Linked DNA regions of Mus musculus: region 1 is linked to region 2. The links are chromatin loops, found by intact Hi-C in ENCODE. Cell type or tissue: heart. All regions are shown on one strand.

Evidence for each region. Hi-C counts contacts between places; a loop is a spot of excess contacts. Peaks named below come from ENCODE experiments on the same cell type or tissue, not always from the same donor. Only the 100,000 strongest peaks of a DNase experiment are listed, where the experiment ranks them.
Region 1: a loop joins it to region 2, with 2.3 times the contacts of the local background. A loop is called at or near these places in 13 of 42 quality-filtered maps.

What each region holds. Positions count from the first base shown.
Region 1 is chr10:44,337,783-44,345,782 of GRCm38, reverse strand. All of the region lies in intron 6 of Atg5 (autophagy related 5), which reads right to left. Among named protein-coding and RNA genes, the nearest start is that of Mir1929, 18 kb to the left of the region's middle. In heart, no CTCF peak of the experiment used is centred here; no DNase peak of the experiment used is centred here.
Region 2 is chr10:44,439,380-44,447,379 of GRCm38, reverse strand. Prdm1 (PR domain containing 1, with ZNF domain) reads left to right here. Exons shown (of 7, transcript NM_007548.4): 4 at 336-588; 5 at 5,216-6,321; 6 at 6,593-6,721; 7 at 7,138-8,000. The coding sequence ends at 7,713. Among named protein-coding and RNA genes, the nearest start is that of Prdm1, 15 kb to the left of the region's middle. In heart, no CTCF peak of the experiment used is centred here; no DNase peak of the experiment used is centred here; H3K4me3 peaks cover 911 bases; H3K27ac peaks cover 636 bases; H3K27me3 peaks cover 1,698 bases.

The DNA.
Region 1 (8,000 bases), 100 kb after region 2:
GAGACACATAACTGGTCCAAGCCCTGAGAGTAAGTTACTGATGTCCATCCCTAAATAGGCAGTCTATTATCAACCCTCTTACTCTCAAGGCTCACAACTCACAGAAGTATGTATTTTGGGGGTGGTGGAGGGCAGAAAGAATTTCATGATCAGACAATGCAGGAGTGCAGTGAAATGATGTCCTCTGGATGTGACATGGACAGTGTACTCAGGAATGCACAGCAGCTATGGTTACCTGGACAAGTCCAAACCAGTCAACTTTACAGTATGGATAGGGGAGGGAGCGCTCAGTGATTTCTACCCAGAGCTGAGGAGTTATTGACAGTTGCTGGCTGTTCAAAGAGACTCATTATTCTTCGAGTGTGTGGTTGATGGGAGGATGTCCTGGCATCAGTGGATAGCCCCACACCTATGTGCATACCGGCAGCATTAATCGAACTGAGGGAGTTACTGAAGGACAAAGAGGATGAGGAGGAGGAGAATGAGAAAGAGGAAGAGGAAGGAGGAAGAGGAAGGAGGAAGAGGAAGGAGGAAGAGGAGGAATAGGAGAAGGAGGAAGAGGAGGACAGCAACAACAAAGAAGACATGGAAGGAAATGGAAATACTGGGATTTGGTTTAAGTATGATCAAGGTAACTGCATTCATATGAAATTGTTCAAGTATAAATAAAAATAGTTTTAAAAAACAAGCCCCCCAAAGAACCCTGATTAACTATTGAACTAAAAAGAAAATTTCTCAAAAGAGTCTACTGTTCGAGTGGCAGGTTCACAGGGCAGCAAAGCATCAGGACAGTTACCAGTCACCACGACAGATGTTCTACCCCTCAACAACAAGGCACCAGGACAGTCATCATGACAAACTTGACTCCTCAGAGGCACACTCCTCTGCTCACTTTAAGACTATTTTCCTTTCATGAGTGACCAGAGTACAGAAGCTCGGCCATCAGTAGCTCTGGCTGGCCTGGCACTTCCACCCTGCCCCCACTCCGCTCCTGAGTGTTGGGATTGCAGCTGGTGTGCAACACTGGCTCAACACCCCCATTTCTTCTGTGTGTTGTTGGGAGGCTACCAAGCACAAATTAAGAAATGAAAACTATTTCTTTTCACCTCAATTGTTAGTCCATTTTATGAGGTTAAGTTTTAATTTTAAGCCTCCTGGTATAAAAAGCCACAAAATGTCTAAGAACAAAAATATGTCTAATCTAAGAATATGACTTCAAATATCCTTTGGGGATATTATGCTTTTAATCAGAGGAAGTTCTTAGTCTTTTTTGAAAGAGCTAACATTTTTGAAAGAACTAACAGAAACTAAAACATGAGTAAAAAAACCATGTAACTATGAGCAATTTAAGGGATATACAATAAATGCTAAAAACTGGATGTAAACAACACAGCTGAGAATTTGTAGCAATAATAAAGACAAATTGTGCAAAACAATAGCTCAGCAACACTTATCAGAAATAATTTGGATTTCTTCACTAACTGGTCCACAGTTAAAATTTATTGTTATCTTTTTATTTATAAAGCCTATAGTTTAGTATACACATTAAAAAAAAACCCAACCTATCATGTCTAGATGACTGATCAACTACACAAAGATAATAAAGTTAGGAAAGCCCCAGAAGAAAAGAAATGAAAAGGGACTAGGGCAATCACTTAACATCGCCACCACCCACTTAGGACTGTCAGTCTTCCAGGTCACCAAGAGGCTTTTAAGACCTTTAGTAAGGGAAGTGACCTGATGAAAGAGACCTTTTCTCTCTCCGCACTAATGGAGAGCAGCATGGGGACAGCCTAGGTAGGAGACGAAGTGAAGGTGTAACAGGCTTGGGTGGGACAGCAGGGATGTGGACAGCAGCACTGTCAGAGTGAGCTCTCCGGGATCCTGTTGTCACTCATACCTAGTTAGCAGCAGAAACGTGAGGTAGCTGAGTTACAAAGCTTACTTAAAAACAACAGGCAAAACAGGAAAAGCCAAATAGTGATGGTTACATATTAAAAAGGAAATTCTAATTCCAGTATTGAAAAACACATGCCCTGTTACTTCTCAGTATTGCTCCTGTTTTCACTATCCCAGAACGTAACAATAAATCTTTCCACAGTAACACACCTTAACACAACACCATAAAATGGTGACCAAGACAGTTCTCCAAAGGGAAGTGCTGCTTGTATCCATCACAGAGAAAACGCAAAAGAAAAAGGCTACCAAACACAGCCAAGGCCATCAGCCAATACTGCATCAGTGCCAACAGGACAATCCAGTTCACTGCAGCCAATTTCCTAGACTCACCCTGGTAATTTAGAGATTAGAAAACACATAAACAGTGTAAGAGACACTCTCACAAACTATGATCAAGTCTGCGTCTCAGGCATCTATTCTTGATTTTTAAGGTATTGTCAAAGAGTATAGACTCTGATGTGATAAAGAACTAGCTGGTGGTTATCATTCTTATAGAATTATGGACACAATGACCTAACTTCTCCAAAAGTGACTACATTACAAACACACATGGCTGTGTACAGATAAGGGCAAAACACTCTACCCTGCAGAGACGCTCAAGCAGGAAGAAAGACAATTCAAAATAGCTTCAGGAAGTCCCTGAAACTGACCAGATTCACTAGGCCTCTCTTGCCACTGTAAAGAATAAAAGCTAAGAGTCCCATTGAAGGGAAGCTGAGCTACAAAGACAATCAGACAAGCTGAGGGGCAAAGATGACTCTGAGACCAGACCAGCTACCTGAAAGGGGTTTAGACCAACTGAAGAACTTGGAAAGGACACTCTGCAATCAGTTGAGCTGTCTGCAGGCTGTACAGGGTGTCCCAGGTTCCTAGCTTTTGTGACCTGCCATTCATGCTGGGAAGGCATTGGTGATGTAGCTGTCTTTGAGCCATTTCTGCTCCAGTGAGTAGCCCCTCAGCCACACTTCTGTAAGAAACCCCAATAAACCTACTGGTTCATAAACTTGGACTTTGGTGGTGTCTATACTTCACTCTGCTATAAATCCCTATCTGGAGTGAATATACCTGTGTGTTGTGTCTTCCCAGGAAAAATTCTGTCGTACAACAATAATGCTCAGGACAACAAAACTTAGAAACCGCTTTACTTCAAAGGAAAGAAAGAACAGTGTTTTAGAGAGACTTCTACTTAAGACTGCTTAGGCATAACCTAATGATGACAGGGGCTGACTTATTAAAGGCTGGGCAGAATTTCCTAGCAGTAGTCTCCTGAAGGTGTAACATCACTCAGACATTAGAATAACTATGTTTTAAATTAAAAATCTTCAAAAATAATAAAACTCAATTCTTCACAAATTATACTTTCCCAAATTAAAAACCTCGACAATTGCTAGGTCACCAGATCTCCTTGCTAGCAATGAGTTTTTTCCTATGCCAATGAAAGACTCTATAGTAAACCATAGCTACTTCCATTCCATTCATAATGGTAGGGACATCATAATGATTGGCATAAGGAGAACTGCAGAGGGCAGTGATGTTTCCTCTTTTTAAAAAATAGCTTAAAAGAGCATTTGCAACAAAAGTGTGAGTGAAGAACAGGGAGAAATGTTCAAGTAGGAGCTTAGCTCAACTACGATCCCAAGTGTCCTGTATCAGGACTGCTCAGTAAAGACTTGTCCTGTACTTAGAAGGGCATCCTCATGCTAACTCATGGATAGATGGATAGCACGCAAGTGACTGTAATACCGTAGTAAACGAGAGCAGAACCGCAAACTGGGTGTTGTGAGGAAATACCAGGAAGCCAGAACACAAAGCTTCACTCAGGGCTTGGGTCATACACAGCTCAGTGATAAAAGCACTTGCCTACCATGAGCAGGGCTGGGCCACTAGATGCAAGCAAACCAAACCCACAAACTCACCAACAAGAACAAAAATAGAGGAAAAAAAACCCCACTAAAAACAAACAAAAAACCCCCCAAACCCTAACAAGTTACATAAGGTAAAGTTCTAAGAGTGAGAGACACCCTAGCAGGTATAAAGTTAAAGCAGTTAATTGCACAGCACATCCAATGTAAACTTTGAAAACTCCATTTCAAAAGACGATGAAAACCAAGGAGAAATCCAGATGGCCTCAAGCTTCAAACTCATAACAGAGCTTGAATTATTCTTTAATGAAGAAAGAGATAATCACACTTCAGCATTCATGGGAACCTGGAGTAACAGCACTTGTTAGAAATTAGTGGATAGCAAACCCCAGCTAAGGGCCAGTGTACAGGGCACAGCAGAACAGGCAAGTGTGACTGCAATCCCAACTCCTAACACAAAGCACTGTCTCTAAGAGAAATCCAACACTGGAGTCCTCTCCTCAATCTGATAAGCTGGGAAATGTTACCTATGATTAATTATTATGACATAATAATAAGATAGATAATTCCTAAAATGTAGACTGAACAATGCAGTATGTGGTAACAAAGGCTAACTCTTTTCACTCCTAACTTTTAAAGCACTATTAAATAAAAGGGAACAGTAGTTGTTACAGAAACAATTACAGAGAGAATCAAAAGTAATTAACAGTCTCCTTCAACTTCCTTTGATACTTTATTAATTCAAGTAAGTGCTCATGGCACACAGTCAAAGAAAGCGTGTTACACAGGCGCACTGTCAGGCTTTACCAACAGTAACCTAATGTAGGCTTCAAACTGTCACAGCACACGTGACTGCAGATAAACTCATGCATGTCAAATTGTGCATCACATGCTTTTCAGAACCAGGTTCATATTTAAATTAGCTTAAGAATACACACAATTACAAGATGTATTCAATAAAAATAACAGAGAGGTTTAAACAATGCTGAGGACTTTACAGTCAAGTCTCTAGGGGAGGTGAGCGGGGGCCCAAGCCTTTCATCCCTTATGGAGGGAAATGTGAGTGGGCTGGCTAAAATACTCTGCAGGCCCCTCTCAATATTCCCGACGACATCAAGAAATAATAATTAGATTTGAAGCTGTCATTATTACAGCCAGGAACACTTAATCTCCAAAGCAGCAGAGTCTTAATTGAGACTATGATTAAATGACACACATACATCCAAATACATCCTCACATCTGGCTTAAAGTGTGTTTTGTCTCATTGAAATTATTACACTTGTAATTCTGTCTAGACAATGCCAAATATAGTTTGCCACATAATAGTTAAAGCAAATGTAGTTAACAGTTTGTGTACTCCTCACATCCTTTCACTATAATATACGTGGTGCAGAGTAGCATGGTGGACTACGGAAGACAGGAATCTATGATGTTGAGCCTTCTGATAGAACACACGGGCTGCTTGGAAATACTTGCTTTACTGTTTGTGTGTATGTGCAGTGTATTTGTGTGTACACATAGGCCAGGGGCTGTCATCTTGTTCTTTTCTTTTTTTAATAACTTCACTTTATGTTTTACATTTTAAAGTTTTATTCATTTAATTTTGTCTTTTGCCTGTATGCATGACTGTGTACCATGTACATGTCTGGTTCCCATGGAGGCCAGAAAAGGGCACTGGATCCCCTGAGACTGGAGTTACAGATGGTTGTTAGCTGCCATGTGGATGCTGGAAACAAACTCAGGCCCTCTGGAAGAGCAGCCAGTGCTCTTAACCACTGAGTCATCTCTCTAGCCTCACCTTACTGTTTGAGACAGGGTCTTTCAGTGACAGAGTCAGTCCCTGTTTCAGCTGGCCAAGCTGGTCAGTGACCTCAGAGGGCTCAGTGGGTTTAGAGCAGCACACAGTCACATGTGGCTTATGTGAATGCTAGGTAGGGGTCTGAGCTCAGGTTCTCATATTAATGGATCAAGTACTAGGCCAGCTCCCTAGCCCAGTTTAATTTTTCATATGAAAAATTTAGTAGCATGGCTATAGAAAAAGACTCAAGTAAAGACAGTATTGTTAATAATCCTAGAAATAGTTATCTTAATACACTAAAGATCTCTCTCCAAAACAATTATACTAAGAGAATCATAAAGTTTCATTCAAGTTAATAACTTAACATGTTTGCTAATTGTCTTGAAAGCCACACTAAAAAGTTAGATGAATACAAGAATCCTGTAAGTAATTAAGTTATTTTCTTTTGAAAAGTCAAAGGGTAGTTTTGCATGAACTTTTTATCTTTACAGACATTACTGTAAAATAAATTAGAAGCATTTCCAATTTGTACAAATACAGCAGTAAGAGGAAACGTCTGAGTGAAAGCAGCCACGCTGATCTCAGAAGTAGGGCTGTTCTGAAGGCCAGTCAAATATCTTCCCCAGGAGACAAGCTGAGTCTAAGCCCGGCCAAGAACCCGTGACTGCACAGATGCAGAAAGGCTTCCACGCCCACCCTCCATACATGCTCCACCAGTTTTACAGTGAGTGCTGAAGCTTACTGTATGGGGATATTATTATTTTTTGATGATGTATATAATTTTTCAGTGTAGCCCAATGAAGTATCAATAGACTATATGAAAATTCTTGTCCAAATTTTTGAAGCAGCAAACAAAAGTGGTAATTCATAGATCTGACTGCTGATATAATCTACAGGACAGCAAGTTTAAAAATAAAGCACTTGACTATTATGAAACACGCGAAAAGTCATGAAGTAAAAGCACAAAACTCTCAGAAGAAAACCAAGGGAGAAGCCTGCAGCCTTGGACTAACAAGGTTAGGCCAGGCTTTCTCAGCGATGACAACGTAAGAACAGCAACAACAAAGATTAAACCAAAGACTGAAGAGTCTGCGCTTCAAATGTCACCATCAAGAAAATAAGAAAAGTCCACAGAATAAGAGGATATATTTGCAAATCATACGTCCGACAAGGCTAGTACCTAGCATATACAAAGAATTCTCAAAACAATAGAGAGACAATCTCACTTAAAAATGATGAAAGGGGCTGGCAAGCTGGCTCAGCAGGTTAAGGTGCTTGCTGTGCAATCCTAATGACCTGAGTTCCATCCCCAGAACCCACACAAGGGAAAGGAGAGACATGACTCCACAACGTTGACGGGGTTGGTCTTGGGCACTGTGTATTCAGATACTGACCTCTGAGGCCAGAGATCTGGTTCCAGTCCAGCTGCTGGCACTGTCATGGGAACTGAACCATCTCCTGGATCAGTATCGCTCGCATAAAGAAGGCTCCCCAGTGATCTTATTGTTTAATAAAGAGCCGATCCGCCTATGACTGAACTTCTGTTCCCAGGGAGAGGGTCTGAAAGGAGTAGGAGGAGGAAGAAAGGAGATGGCCGTGAGGCAGAGGGCACAGGAAGCACTGTGATGAGCAGACCACCAAGGCATTTGCCATGAGGACACACATGGAACAGAACTCAGACTGAAGGTAAAGACCATGTGGCTGAGAAGTAGACAGCTTAGAGGGTTAGAATTCCTGAGTAGCTGAGCAGTCACAGTGCTCAACACTTGTGAATAAACATAATCGGTCTTTGTGTCAATTATTTGGGAGCTACAATGGGAACACACAAGGCTATATCATGCTTGAATCACTGACAGCTTTCCTCTAACTTCCACATGTGCACTGTGATGTGCTGACATATACATAATCACACACATATATACCATGACCATGTATATATAATACGCTGGACTAAAAAGGGTAAGACTAAGCAAGCACTGGCAAGGATGCTGGCAGCCTCATTCACAGTGGGCAGGAATATGGTGAAGATGCTTTGGAAAATACACTAACAATACTTTGAAACAGTAACCAACACTAAACAAACAATCGGCATATAGCCTGTCAACTGTACTCTTTAAATACCCACAGAAATGAACATAAGCGATCACCATGAAAAACAGCATTAATACTCGCTACAGCATACAGTCAGAACAGCCCCAGACAGAGACAATCCAAATGCTTATCAACTGGCAGTAGCTGTATACTGGACCATACAAAGACCCTCCCCCGAAAATTACTCTAGTTGAGCAATCATGATCTACAAGTAGGAGTCTGGGACATATGCAAGTGAAGGCACCAGATACAAAGCACTGTGTATTATAACACCCTAGTTTCTTACAAT
Region 2 (8,000 bases):
AGAGTACCTCTTTATGGTAGTTTCACCCACTCTCGGCTGTTGTTAATTGGAATATTATTATTATTATTATTATTATTTTGCTATCCACTGCCCTCCCCAACATGAGAAGACCATAAAATTGAAATGGAAAGGTAACTAGCACAATGTGCCCTGTTTCCTCCCCCATTTCTGCTGATTCAGCGTGAGTCCCACCGGATCAGCAATGAGGCCTGGAGTCATGGGTACAGCGTTGGTTGCTCGCCTGTGTTCCTTCTGAGCCATTCAGGGAAGCTTCCCGGTCGCTTTGGGCTGGCCGGCTGTCTTTCACACTGCATCTATCCTCTCCTTTTGAACAGATCTATTCCAGAGAGGAGTTCCACCACTTCATTGATGGCTTTAATGAGGAGAAAAGCAACTGGATGCGCTACGTGAATCCAGCTCACTCTGCCCGGGAGCAAAACCTGGCTGCCTGTCAGAACGGGATGAACATCTACTTCTACACTATTAAGCCTATCCCTGCCAACCAGGAACTTCTTGTGTGGTATTGTCGGGACTTTGCGGAGAGGCTCCACTACCCTTATCCTGGAGAGCTCACAGTGATAAATCTCAGTAAGTGGATTACAGAACAAAAAAAAAAAAAAAAAATTAAAAATGCTAGTAATGTCAGTTCTGCCCCTGTGAGCTAATAACATGTTGTCTAATTATACGGCTTCGTCATGTGTTGGACTAAGTAGGTGGCTTTAGCTAAGACGAGGAAGAGGAAAAACATTCTTTAATGTCCCTACTTCTTATTATAAAACATAATCATCAAAGATATACATATTACATATATTGTATAAAATAACCAGTACAGAATGTTGTTTTCGGAAAGTTGCAGGAAGAAGTATATTTCCGATTCTAATTTATGCAAGCGGCTGTAGGCACAATCCCAATGGGTATGGACCTGTGGAACAGGCCAGCTGCAGTCCCTTCCTGCTGTGCTGGGTCAGAGCTTTGAGTTTTCACTGAAATCTTGTGAAGATACGTGTGCCTGTAAAGCCATGATCTAATGTGGAAAGCTGTTTTCTAGAAAAAAAAAAAAAAACTGTCATAATTGTTCAAGTAGTCTAAGTGAATAACCCTAAGAGATGTCATATCTGAGCTTCCTTCCTTATGGTAAAGGGGACTGATCTCATCTTTCAATCAGGCTTACGGTAACCGCCTATCTCTTTATCTTGACAAATTCTTGCTTCCTTGGGTTTATAAGCTTTTACTTTTTCTTTTCTTCTTTTTAAATTTTGGCTAAAGTTACTGTCATGCCCTCTAGCAAGCTTTCCCTCTTCAGTCAGTCTCAGGTAGCTTTAGGAACAATTTAAGAATAAAAAAAAAAAAATTCTAACTTCTATTTTAACTCAGGGTGTGTGTTCTGGGTTATACTGCCGAATCTTACAGCACTTTTTCAAATGACCATCTTCCCATGAAAGCTAAATGTTGAAGGTTTAAAAGTTTTCATTTTAATAGTCTCTGAAATTTGAGTAAACATTTCCAGAAATCTATAGAGAGTTCCAAGCTAGACTTTACCCAGTTTCTACTCTTCAGTCTCATTTGCTTTCCCTGGAGACTAAATGTAGTTCATATTTTACCACTGAAGCACTAGAAATATTAATTTTAGTATTTTAACTTTTAAGACCAAGGACAGTGTCTCGCTAGCCATGTTCATTCTACAATGCTTGTGCTCTCAGGAATTTTCAGTTTTCTGAAAATCTTAGCTTCAGTACCTTTCCTGTAGGCTCACAATATAGTGTTTGTGCCCGGGCCCTCAGCTCAGCAACGTACACCCTTGAGCTAAGCATGGTGGGTAGGTACCTGCCCAATAGCAGCAAGCCCTCTCCTCGTGTTTGGGTTTGCTTTGGGTGTTTGTTTGTTTGTTTGTTTGTTTATGGACAAGGTCTCGTGCTGCTTAGGTTCAGTTCAGACTTGATGTAGTCAGGGAAAGCCTTGAGCCACTGTCACCTCCAAAATGCTAGGATCACAGGCCTGTGCCCTCCCCCCACCCCTGCCTCCCACCATCCCCCCAATGCCTGTTCCGAGTGTTTACTCTTTGTGTCCAGAAGTAAGTTTCATTATGCTATGAAATGACAGCTTTGCTCTTCAGACACCCCCCCCCTTTTGACTGATGCAGGAGTCTTCTGAGGGTCACAGGAACACCTCCTTTGTCTGACATTCCTAGGACAGAAAGAGAGTTAACCATTCAGCTGCCGTGCAAGGCTCTTGCTCCTGATTGTGAAACCTGTTGGCCCAGGTGTGGCCACTGATGACTGACACTCTGATCAGGAAAATTTCCAGCATTTCATCAGGCCTAATAGGCAGATCGAGTGTCCAAGATGGGCTGTGCTAGATTTCCAGGCTTAAAGCACAATAGAGGTCTGTCCAGAATCTCCGTAAGGACTTCCATCATGGGGTGCAGGGGATGGAAACCTAATGAAAGAATGTAAGTCCCCAGAAATCACAAACTGACAGGAAAGAGAAGGGAGAGAGGAATGTGGAAAAGAACTGTTAAATTTAGCTCCTGGCCCTCCCAACCTTTTTGGTAATTTTTTTTTCTATCTATCTAACTAACCCATCTAGAAATCAGTTGACCAAATTATAGACTTCTGAATGTTAATCTGCTTTCTCGGTTTCAGTTGAAAACAGACTTTGTTTTGCCTACTGCAGAACTTCTAGGTTCTTTCTTGTAGTCTTAGGGGTGCTTATTATAGATCGAAAATGTGAGTCGGCATAATTAAGCCATTCAGAACCTTCCAAAGCAGCTCACTCTTGAAATGACTCTGTCCGCCTACAGCCATTTAAGATTTAAGAACAAAAACAGATCTTGATTTTCTTTTTCATGTTAACTCAAGCTGCTAAGTGGGAGAGTTAGAAATGATATCAGCTCCTGTGATTAGTCAGCTGCTGAAGGATGAGTTTTTAAAAATGTACCTTCATATACAGTCTATAATTTCCAGCTGTAAAGTATTTTAGAGACTGACATTTTGCTGCGGATATTCCTTCAGGATAAGTTCTCAGCCTGGTTGTTTGTTTGTTTGTTTGTTTGTTTTCTGAAGACAGAGCCACCAAACGCTAAATTATGCATGTCACGGAGAAAATGAAAAGCTCTGACTTCATTGTTTCTTGGTTCAGTCATTAGCTTCACAGTAGTTCAGTAACTAAAGTGCTTAGCAAGAAGAGAGCCGATTAAACCTGTGCTCTACACTGGAAGAAAGCCCAATTCTTTATACTTAACAGCTTTCATTTGTTAAGTTTCCACTGTGGGACTACTACAAAAACATTATGAGTCTTTGATGTGATTTGCCACATTAAAAAAATGGCACAGACAGGGGTGTGGTGGCACACACCCTCAATCCCAGTGATCGAGAGGCAGACGCTGGTGGATCTCTTTATTCTTGGCCAGTCCAATCTATATAACAAGTTCCAGACCTACTGAGACTGCACAATAAGTCTTCCCCCAGAACCCCCATCAAAAAAAGAGCAGAGTTAGGAAGGCCGTACACAAGCAGGCTTGCACACTCTCACGCGCTCGCTCTCGCGCGCCCACACACACACATACATAGGCATACGCACATGCGCACACAACTTCTTTTCTCTTAACCTGAGGGTGCTTCTAAAATCATTATCTTTTTGTCTTACCTCCAGTAAATCCCTTCCTGTGACTGTGGGATGCCTCGCCTGTCAGCCTTCCAGCTTAACCTGTCTCTCTCTTCCTTTACCATTTTAGCTTTAAAAAACAAAAGTGACAATTTGAACTTCCTGCCTGCTGGGCCTCACCCGAAGGACTGATATTGGGCTGATAAGGGGATATTTATTTTGGTTGAGAGGCTTGAGAAATTGCTCTCCCCCAGAAAGCTTTCTGTCACTGACCCCATCAACATCTCCCCTGATAGTGTTGTCCACGGTGTTTATTCTGGGGCTCTGGCTTACCCAGGAGTAACTGATAACAGCCAGCAGGAGATAACGTCCTGTAAAGCGCTTTCCGACTGGCATCAAATCCCTCCAGCCTGTCAGCCTGGAGAATGGATCTGAAAGCTTTAGTTCTGGGCTTCCACAGAGTTCATCTTCAGACCTATCAGGTAGCAAGCTTGGAGTTCCTTCTCAGTTAAGCCCAAAAGGGCTGTTTTATAAGAGCACAAAGGATACTTCTTTACATTGTCTTAAGTGTCATTCCAAACCTGCCAGATCTTGGAGGTCAAGAATCTTGTTTCTACTCCGAGCATGTGCACCCCCCAACTAATGATGCTCTCAGCATCCTGGGGAGAAGTGCCTGTTTGAATGAGCATCCCAGAAACACAACTCAGCCTGTGCATCGGATGTGTTTTATCTTTGGCCCAGGAAAGCTGAGCTGAGGCTTTTCCTGCGAAATAGGGCTACATAACTATGGACAGTTTAGGACAGTATTCTCCTTGTCTGAGCTTGACCAGGGCATATATGCTGTCTCTAGGAGTAAATGTTTGTCTCTTAGCTGCCTCTGTCTTCTTTGGTGCTGTAAGTAATTGAACTAGCTTGGGAAGTACCTGTCGTGGTTTGGCAGAGGTGACTGTCACACCTCATGATTCCAGGAGACAGCCCAGATGGTAGTCTGGTTAGACCAGAACCTTGGTGAAATGCTCGCACTGCCGAGCAATGGCTAGAAGGGGCAGCCGCCATGCCCTTCTAGTTGATACAGGCAATTCGAACAGGGCTCATGAAGTTCCTATGTAAAGAGAATCGAGTTGGAAATTGATGACAGTTCATTACTTAAAACTAGTCTTAATCTTTCATCTAAGTTTGCACAGCATTCTGATTTCCTCTAGGTAAACTGCGAATGACTTATTAACCCGTGACAACCCCCCACCCTGTATTTTTTCCACCCCATCTTAGTGAACGCTCTGCCCGTTCCAGTTTGAACAGCACTTTTCTATCCTAGTTCTCACTAATGGAAAGGAGATCATCCAAGGGGCACTGGGCTCTATGGAGGCTGGCATTGTCCCAGGGTTTGATGTTATTCCCGATCCCCCCCCCCCCGCCCCCCGGAGGAAGTGGAGCAGTGTTTCTGAGTGGGTGGCCCAGAGCCCTCCCTCCGGAGTGAGAGGCGTTAGGGGCCAGGTGTCTAGCCTTTGTATTTGCTGCTGCTCAGGGTTTCTCAAGAAGAGAGAATGGCTTTCTGATTTCACTTCAGTTCTCCACAGCCCTGTGAGTAACCGCCCTTTCTTCTTCATTTTAGCACAAACGGAAAGCAACCCAAAGCAATACAGTAGTGAGAAAAATGAACTCTACCCAAAGAGTGTCCCCAAGAGAGAGTACAGCGTGAAAGAAATTCTAAAACTGGACTCCAATCCCTCCAAAAGGAAGGACATCTACCGTTCCAACATTTCACCCTTCACTTTAGAAAAGGACATGGATGGCTTTCGGAAAAATGGGAGCCCCGACATGCCCTTCTACCCTCGGGTGGTTTATCCTATCCGGGCACCTCTGCCAGAAGACTTTTTGAAAGCGTCCCTGGCCTATGGGATGGAGAGACCCACCTACATAACTCACAGTCCCCTTCCGTCTTCCACAACTCCAAGTCCCCCTGCGAGCAGCAGCCCGGAGCAGAGCCTTAAGAGCTCCAGCCCCCACAGCAGCCCGGGAAACACGGTGTCACCCCTGGCGCCAGGCCTCCCAGAACACCGGGACTCCTACTCCTACTTGAATGTTTCCTATGGTTCCGAGGGCCTGGGCTCCTACCCTGGCTATGCACCTGCCCCCCACCTCCCACCAGCTTTCATTCCTTCTTACAATGCTCACTACCCCAAGTTCCTGTTGCCACCGTACGGCATTAGTTCCAATGGCTTGAGCACCATGAACAACATCAATGGTATCAACAACTTCAGCCTCTTCCCTAGGTTGTATCCCGTCTACAGTAACCTCCTTAGTGGCAGCAGCCTGCCTCATCCCATGCTCAATCCAGCTTCCCTACCGAGTTCCCTGCCTACCGATGGAGCCCGGAGGCTGCTTCCACCGGAGCACCCCAAAGAGGTGCTTATCCCAGCACCCCACAGTGCCTTCTCCCTTACCGGGGCTGCAGCCAGCATGAAGGACGAGAGTAGTCCCCCCAGCGGATCTCCAACGGCGGGAACTGCAGCCACGTCAGAACACGTGGTACAACCCAAAGCTACCTCATCAGTGATGGCGGCCCCCAGCACTGACGGAGCCATGAATCTCATTAAAAACAAACGAAACATGACTGGTTACAAGACTCTTCCTTACCCTCTGAAGAAACAGAATGGCAAGATCAAGTATGAGTGCAATGTCTGTGCCAAGACGTTCGGTCAGCTCTCCAACCTGAAGGTAGGTCTCCAGACCCCCGCGGGTTTCTGCCCACAGACCCGTGCTGGTTTGCCCTTGGCTGCCAGGCAGTGCATTGTTGAGTGCACTTGAGCCATAGGAGACCCAGCTTGAGCCTGAACTGGGGTCTGCTGAATACTGAAAATACAGGGTTTATCTCAGTGTCTTTCCTAAGAGGCTTGCATCTGCATTGTACATACCTGGCTCTGGGAAACTTAGCAGGCAGGCAGGCCTCATTGCAACCCCAGAGTTCACCCCTGTGGTTTCTTCCCAGGTCCACCTGAGAGTGCACAGTGGAGAACGGCCTTTCAAGTGCCAGACCTGCAACAAGGGTTTTACTCAGCTCGCCCACCTGCAGAAACACTACTTGGTACACACAGGAGAGAAGCCACATGAGTGCCAGGTGGGCAGTATTCTCTGGGTAGAACTCTTGACCTCTGTGGAAAAATAGCTGTAGAATTGTCTTCCTGTGTTGTTTCAACAATACAAAAAATATGGTCTTGTACTAGGCTGCTGGCCCTGCACAGCTCCTGGGTACTCTGTGACTACTCACAGGCTATACTGAGGATGGCTGGGTGGATGTCAGTCAAGTTTCAGTGGGTGGGGACATGTCCTCAGATAAACAGTACCTCAGAGTACTGTGTGCCCAGCTTCTCCCCCCCCCCCCCCCCCCCCCCCCACCGCAGCATGAGCATTGTTAAGAGGCTTCTGGTCTCCCGAGGTTTCTGGCTATTGGCCTGCCTTTCCCCTCCAGCTGCAAACAATTAATCTGGTCTTCCCTGTGCCCTTTCTCTGTCTTCCCTTGCCCTCACACTTTAGGTCTGCCACAAGAGATTTAGCAGCACAAGCAATCTCAAGACCCACCTTCGATTGCATTCTGGAGAAAAACCTTACCAATGTAAGGTGTGCCCTGCCAAGTTTACGCAATTTGTGCACCTGAAGCTGCACAAGCGACTGCATACCCGGGAGCGGCCTCACAAGTGTGCCCAGTGTCACAAGAGCTACATCCATCTCTGCAGCCTCAAGGTCCACCTGAAGGGCAACTGCCCTGCGGGCCCAGCTGCTGGGCTGCCTTTGGAGGATCTGACCCGAATCAATGAAGAAATTGAGAGGTTCGACATCAGCGACAATGCAGACCGTCTTGAGGACATGGAGGACAGTGTCGATGTGACCTCCATGGTGGAGAAGGAGATTCTAGCTGTGGTCAGAAAAGAGAAAGAAGAAACCAGTCTGAAAGTGTCTTTGCAAAGAAACATGGGGAACGGCCTCCTCTCCTCAGGGTGCAGCCTCTATGAGTCATCGGACCTGTCCCTCATGAAGTTGCCTCACAGCAACCCACTACCTCTGGTGCCTGTAAAGGTCAAACAAGAAACAGTTGAACCGATGGATCCTTAAGATTTTCAGAAAATAAGTGTTTCGTGTTGCTTCTTAGGGTATGGCTTGGTGAATCAGGGTGCCTTTAGCAAATTGCTTGTACATGACTCCAGATCTGCAAAGCTCCGCTGGCACCGGGTGCTTCCCTGCACCTCTCTGGAATTAAAGAAGGACTCCAATGTTACCAAAATCTCAGGGCATAAATGAGGCAAAGACTCACTATATATACATATATACATATATACATATTATAAATATATATATACTTATTTACAGCCATGTCTATATATTTGAACCTGTGTATTTTG